2 separate regions of the Mus musculus genome follow, and region 1 is linked to region 2. Evidence: chromatin contacts called from ENCODE Hi-C data. All regions are on one chromosome and are shown on one strand. The core of a region is the stretch at or near the end of the contact, and the rest is flanking DNA. Distances in the headings are between cores, read along the strand shown.

Region 1 (3,402 bases), core at 586-3,085, 520 kb before region 2:
GTGATGACGTGGGGTCTAATTAAGAGTTCAGCCAAGCTTCCTAATCCATGGAACAGGAAGCTAAGCAAAGCCTGCGATTAGGTCTCTGCTATGGAGTGATGCTAAGGCATGGTGGTGAAGGGTGTGCTAAGTGAGGTCTGAAGACTCACATACTTAATGGCTACTTAAACGTACAGCACAGGGGATTGCAGTGGGCCTGGTGCTGCCCCGTGGATCTCTAAGATTCATTCATCTGGAAGAACTGGGGTCCCTACTTCTCTTTCTTCCCTACCACTCTTGATAGCCATCTTCCTTCTTTCTGCCTCTATGCATTTGAGTTATTTTGGATTCCACACTACACTTAAGTGAAATCATGCCCCACCCACTGCCCCATGGAGTCTCCTCTCTCTTCATTGTCCTGGAAAGCCCCCGTGAAAACAGGGATGTCATGAGAACCTTCACGTGGGGATGGCCTCACCCCCACTCACAGTGTGGATCTCATGGTCGGCTAACAGTCATGCCTAGTTTCAAACACCTCACTGACCACAGAGAGAAGAGTCTAAGGCTATCAAAACCACACACAGCTTCCTGATACGGCCTCACAGTGTTTGCCTAAACAGTCAGGCAAAAGGCTGGAGTCCTGTGGAATCATTCAGGTGTAAGTTGGGAATTGTCACCTGACTTAAGCATTGTTCAGTATCTCCAATGTCCCCATGCCTTTACCCATGACTCTAATGCTACACTTGGAATGCATAGACACAAGACCAGCAGCTCACCATGCTGCAGGAGGCTAGTGTCTGTCCAGCCCTCATGTATCAGACCTGAACGTACTGTTCCCTCTGTAACTCCTCTTCCTCCCGCTTCTGAGGGTAGGTGAGCAGAGGCGCTGAGGCCTGAGAAACGCAAAGCCGGTTCCTTCCCAGGGCTGTCCATCTTGCCTTCAGCTGCCACTGTGTTGGTATCACCCTTGGAGTCCCCTGGTTTCTCACAGCTGCTGTCATTTGCCCGAGCATGGCATCTGGCAGAAGCCACACTACAGCTCCTTACTCAAACCTATAGTGCCTTGCCCTTGCTTTGGTATCATCTGGCCCACCTGACCTGGACCACCCCCTCTTCTGCTGCTCCACAGCCCTTCGGCGCTCTATTTTGCAGCCATCCTGAGTGCTGAGTCACTGCGCCTGCCCACTGATGACTCCATAATCCTTCTCACTGGGAAACAGGCATCATACGTGGTGATTTGTCCACAGTATTTGCTATGCCATTAGCAGTCACTGGCACATGCCTGGCCAACAACGGGCAAGCAAATTTCTCCTTGAAAGTATCTGAGATGTTATGAGAGAAGTCAGACAGACTGTCAAGCTGCCCCGGCACTTGTGTAAGGTGATGTCCCTCACCCTGCAAGCCTCATGTGTTATCATGATCATAAGTGTAGGCCTGGAACTCAGCAAAACTTAGCACAAGGCTGGCGTGTCACAGGATCACAGGTCCTGGGGTAATCCATAGTAGAAAATACTGTGCTATACCAGACAGGGGTGGAAGCCCATGGGGGTCCTATGGAGGTCCCAGGTTCCAGCAGTCCCCAGGTCCCAGGAACCCCCAGGCTGGCTTTGCTCTCTACCCATAGTAAAGCTGTCTAAGTCAGGTGAGGTGGCTGCCCCACACCTCACCCTACAGTGTAAATATTTCCCAACCTCCTGCAGGCACATACACAAATTCCAGGCTGGCAGCTGGGCCAAGCCCCACCCTCTGTGCTTTCCCCTGAGAACCTTCCAAAGTGCTGTTATTTTGAGCTTTTCCTGACAATGATTGATGACCGGAGGAACCGTGTAAAAGCAGCAGTGTGTGTTGGGTTTGCCAGACCGCACAGGGGAAGAAACCACAGCACATCGTCCTGACTGTCCTCTTCCCAGGGACCAAGAGCTAGAGACCCGGCTGTGACTGCCCGCCTCTGGGGCTTCCTTTAGAGGAGACAGTCTTTACCCATCTAGACTCCTGCCACCCTGACTGCTGACTTACAGGTAAGAAGAGCAGCCACCCTTTGGCTTGACACTTTTAAAACACGGGGCTAGTTTATCTCTGAGAGCATCTCTCATCCCGAGCTTTCACGGCCTGACTACTGGATAGAGAGCAGGGGGGTGGGTACCACCGACCACTATGATAATAAGGTGTTTATACAAGGCCTTTGTGTTTACAGGAGAGCTGTGATGTCAAAGCTATGTCTCCGTGAATTTCCCCATATATCCCTGCCAGTGGGATGTTTATAACCCTATTTTTCAGACAAGTAATTAGAGGTTTAGAGAGGTGACATTGCCAGTCTCTAAGTCATTAAGTGGCAGAGACGAGTTTAAAACCTAGGTGTTCTCTGACCCCACATTAATACCCCCCCCCCCGTTTTCTTACCTGTTCGTTCTTCATTTTAAAATTTTTAATTAATTTATTTTATTTTATATGCATGGATATTTTGCCTACACTAATGTATGTGTGCTACACACATGCCAGTCAGACCCCTGGAACTTGATTTATAGATGGCTAGAGCCACTATGTGTGTGCTAAGAACTGAACTCAGGCTCTCTGCAAGAATAAGTACCCTTACCACTGAGCCCCGACTATCTGGCTATTCTTAAACAACACTAATGATGAAGCCTTAGTGAGCTGGGTACTTTGGTGGTAGCTGGAAGGATGAGTGCGGGTGGGGGCAGGGGGGTGAGCCTTGGTCTCAGATCTGCAGGTTTCTTATTGTTTTCTGGGTACCCGAGCCCCGTGTAGCATCTCCGATGAGGGAGAGGAAGTAGGAGGGTGTCAGGGTGGCATGGCGGGCTCGCCACTGGTTTCCTCTTGGCTAACAGGTTGCTTTTGCTTTATTAGCAGCTATGAGGTCCCGGCTTCTGCTGCCCGTGCCCCATTTGCCAACGATTCGGGAAATGTCAGAAGAGCTGTCACATGGGGCAGCTGGGCAGGAACCCCCAGCGTCCCCCAGCCTGGATGACTACGTCAGGTGTATCTGTCAGCTGGCACAGCCCACCTCAGTGCTGGACAAGGTCACAGCCCAGAGCCGTCCCAACAGACCCTCCCGGCCAGCCTGGACTCGAGAGAAGAGGCGCCAGGCCGAGTCTCCAGGAGACAGCTCTCTTTGCGTCAGCAGCCTGCAGCCCACACTGCCCTCTCCCGGCACTGACAACCCTCTGGACTGGCTCTTTGGGAAGTCACAGGGAGAGCAGGCAGATGGGAGAGGTCGACCCAACAGGACTGGTTCTTCAGATCCCTGGGATGTGCCCAGACAGATGGGCAAGGACACGGGGAGACTCTGTGAGGCCAGGGTACCTGAGCACTCTCTGGGAAGAAAACCAGGGCCCAGGCACCAGACCTCCGACCTGAAAAGCTGGACTTCTAGAAAGTCCTGCCGGGCCTTAGCGTCCGTCTCCA
Region 2 (3,530 bases), core at 1,005-3,504:
GGACATGGTTTTAAATAAAAATCATTCACCAAGTGTAAAATCGTAGAGTTTTCTTTTTTCTTTTTTAAAATCTAAAATCCAGGTCCTTGGCCACCCTATTTGAATCCTAAGCGCTTACTGCGGTGGCTCCACTCACTGGCGTTTTATGTTTTATGTGACTTATGTTAGATGGCTGGCTTTTATGTTGCTCAACATCTCCTTCTTTCCCTACCCCGGGATTTTTTTCTCTTAAATATTTCGAACTCTTAGTGCATGCCTAGCTCATCGTAGGAGGACCTACTGAACGTATTTTAGTGAATGCTTGTTGGAGGGTAGGGACAGATGTGGCCCGCATCGGCTTCTGTTCTGGAGCCTCAGTCTGCCAGAGTCTTTGTTGGCCTCTGCTTTGCTCTTAGCCTGCACAGGACACCCCTCCCCCCACCCTCACTCCTTGGCTGTGAGTGGGTCCCTCTCTCCCGATTTCATAGCAAACACCAAGAGATCTGGACACCTACCTGCTTTGGACAAACTTACAGGAGAGGTTTGCCTTGCCTCAGAGATGTACTGAATGGGAGCATCAGACAAGTTTTTGTGCTCAGAGCTTTTGCCTAGGAGCATCTGGTCTTTTTTTTTTTTTTTTTTTTTTTTTTTTTTTTTTTACTGTTTTACTGTTTTACAGGCATCAGGTATCCCAAGCGCTTGATCTCGGATTACTGGAGCATGGGAGATAAGACCACCAGAGGGCGCCGGAGCCTAGCCTCTGCCGATCCTGCAGTACAACAGGGCCAGCAAGTTCAGAGTTTAGCATACTGAACGCTCAGGATAGCGCAAAAGCCGGTAGAAATGGATGGCTGCCTTCTCTGAAATGCTACTTTTTAAACACAGGGACCAGGTCGGCGCGGTTCCAGATTTGAAGCTGAGTCCCTAAAGTGTGTCTGACAAATGAATGGATGCAAAGTGCTTAGCGGAATTGTTTAAGATACTCTCATGGCTGGAACATTTTCCTCTTGACCTTCTCCACCCTTCTTTAGTCCCTAGGTGGAGCCCCAGGCCCAAAGGTCCTGGCCACTGCTTCACAAATATGATTCCCAGATTGCCCTGAGACAGAGGCAAGTCTCTGTTGTGCACTCCCTTGGGTGAACATGATAACAGAATCCAAATCGCTAATTGGCTATGTGGGAAAAGTGGTCGAAGCATGGCCAACACTGCCTGTGGCAGTGGAAGGTCCAAAGGACGCTGCCCAAAGCCTCTAGCCCTCCAAGATTCAGTCTGCCCCCTCCCCCGTGTCTCCCCACACCCGGGTTGGGGTTGTTTTGGTTGACCAGAGTGGAACACAACGATCTATTGGCAGGGCTGAACACCAATGGGTCTATTTGTAAAGCGCCAATGACCACTTTCTGAAGCAGGGTTTTAGGGAGCGGGGCCTTAGGGAACTCTTTGGTCCTTTTTAGAACACTGGACTTTCTTCTGGAAAGGCAGGAAACACTGAAGTTTAAGAAGTTGTTTCCAGCTTCCATTAACTGAACACACATTAAAACCAAGCACAGAGAATCAGGACGTTTCGCGGGAGTGAGACCCAGTCATTTCTCCTCCGTTTCCATTCTGCAGGGTGAGAGTTGTAATCACCCACCCACTATTCGTACCATCCACCCACCCCCAGTCGAGAGAATAGGGGTACAGAGGGGAGGTGGCAAAGAAAATTCACGATACTGAGTATCTCTGGGAGACCTGTTTGGTCTCTTTGCTCGGTAGCGCAGCCCTACGTTAGAATGCATCTTCCCGGGAATGACTGTAGTGAGACTTTGGCTGGGAATCCAAGTTATTCTAACTGTAGATTGGTCCACGTTGCCCTAAGCCTAGCAGTCCACTGCGGCACAGACACCCTGGACATGAGGTGGGTCAGCTTAAGTTCCTGGCACGAAAGAAAGGGTACTCTGGCAACTTTTGGATGCGGCGAAACAGACTGTTTCGTCTCTCAGGTTCTTATTTCACGGCTTGTGCCTTTGACAGCCCCTTAGTTTCTCTATCTGCAGGATGGGAGCATTAAGCTCTACGACCCAGCCTCTTTACAATTCAGGTCCAAAGAGCCCGCCCAAGTTGGGGACTGGGAAGATCAAAGGTCTCAGCACCCAGCGGAGCCGCGGACACTGAGGGCGCCAAGAAGGGGGTGGGTAGGTAGGGAACTGGAAGGGCGGCTGCTCCGCAGGGGATGCGCGTCAGAGACCCCAGCCACACTCCAGGCCCGCCCCTTGATGAGCCCCGCCCCGCCCCGCCTGGTTTTCGCCTCTAAAGCGCCCAGCGCTCGCCTCCCGCTGCCGCACTTTCACTCTCGGTCCACCTCGGTGTCCTCTTGCTGTCCAGCTCTGCAGCCTCCGGCGCGCCCTCCCGCCCACGCCATGGACGCCAAGGTCGTCGCCGTGCTGGCCCTGGTGCTGGCCGCGCTCTGCATCAGTGACGGTGAGTGCAATCCGCGGCCGGGCCCGGGAAAGGCTCGCAGCTCTGCGCCGGAGCTCCTTCGGGTCCGCGGTTCCTCTGCCCGCGCCGAAGTCGCGGAGAAAGAACTCGGTCGGCGCCGTTCACTACAAGCGAACTTGGGGCAGTCCACTTTGCAGGGCGCACTCCCACCGGGTGCCCTTTCCCGTGTCCCACGGGTCGCACCGAGGTTTTGTGCTCTGCGAAGTGCGGCCATAGGACCTAGAGAGGGCTGCAGGGGAGGACCCGCAGGATTGTTGGGCAAGAGTGGGTTCGGCGCGGAATGGAAGCGTGGGCGATTGTGTCCGGGGCTTGGGCCCCGGAGCGCGCCAGCTGCACTCAGCTAGTGTCTACCGGCGCCCAGATGTTTCCAGAGGCGAAGGGCAGCGCGGTCCCGGAGTTGACCGTGCAAGAGGTTCACTCGGGTGGTGCGTGTGTCAGCAAACTCTCAAAGACCGGTCAAGTAGCTCGAAGTGCATGGCTTGGCTATAGGTTCAGTGGTGAGGCTGAGTTTCGTCCCCTGCGGGTGTAGCGTGTTCTCTTACAGCACCCTCGAGGGGCTCAGGGCCACCAGCAGCGCAGCGCAGCTCTTGAACTCGCGCTGCCAGCCAGGGCCGCGCTTCTGCACAGTTCGTTGGTCCGTAGCGACGCGGACCTGAGCACGCGTCTCTTCACTGCCCCTTTTTCTTCTTACCCGGGTCACTAGACAAAGGCTCAGCAGTTACCCAAGCTATATGCACACCTCTCCCCAACCCCCAAACACACCTGCAAACGGGCGCTTTTGTAGCCAGCCCCGGAGTCCTCAGCTCTGGAATGAGAGCTGCAGCGGAGTTCAGTCTCCCAGACCCAGGGTGGTGTCTTCTTTCACTGGGAAAGGGCTTTCATTTTGTTTTCTTTTTTTGACACTGAAGAGAAAACTCTCAGCGCTGTTACAAGACACCGTTGCTGCAAAACAAAACAAACCATTGCCTCTGAACACAAAACAAAATCCTACTAGTCGATCCCCTGCCTTCCTCCGCAGTGGTGTTTCCTGGAGAGAACTGAGGGACAGTCGGGGCTCTTGGTGAGACTGAGCTCTA

Evidence for each region. A loop is a pair of places that touch in the nucleus more often than their neighbours do.
Region 1: a loop to region 2 is called in a map of left cerebral cortex, with 5 times the contacts of the local background. The contact joins the promoter of Depp1 here to the promoter of Cxcl12 in region 2. A Hi-C loop is called at or near these places in 8 of 37 maps with a recorded cell type or tissue (Patski, heart, left cerebral cortex and 1 more).

The regions. Positions count from the first base shown.
Region 1 is chr6:116,648,849-116,652,250 of GRCm38, forward strand. It overlaps Depp1 (DEPP1 autophagy regulator), which reads left to right and starts at 1,836. Exons shown (of 2, transcript NM_145980.2): 1 at 1,836-1,997; 2 at 2,845-3,402. The coding sequence starts at 2,850. All of the region lies in intron 3 of Rassf4 (Ras association (RalGDS/AF-6) domain family member 4), which reads right to left.
Region 2 is chr6:117,166,281-117,169,810 of GRCm38, forward strand. Cxcl12 (chemokine (C-X-C motif) ligand 12) reads left to right here and starts at 2,255. Exons shown (of 3, transcript NM_021704.3): 1 at 2,255-2,436. The coding sequence starts at 2,376.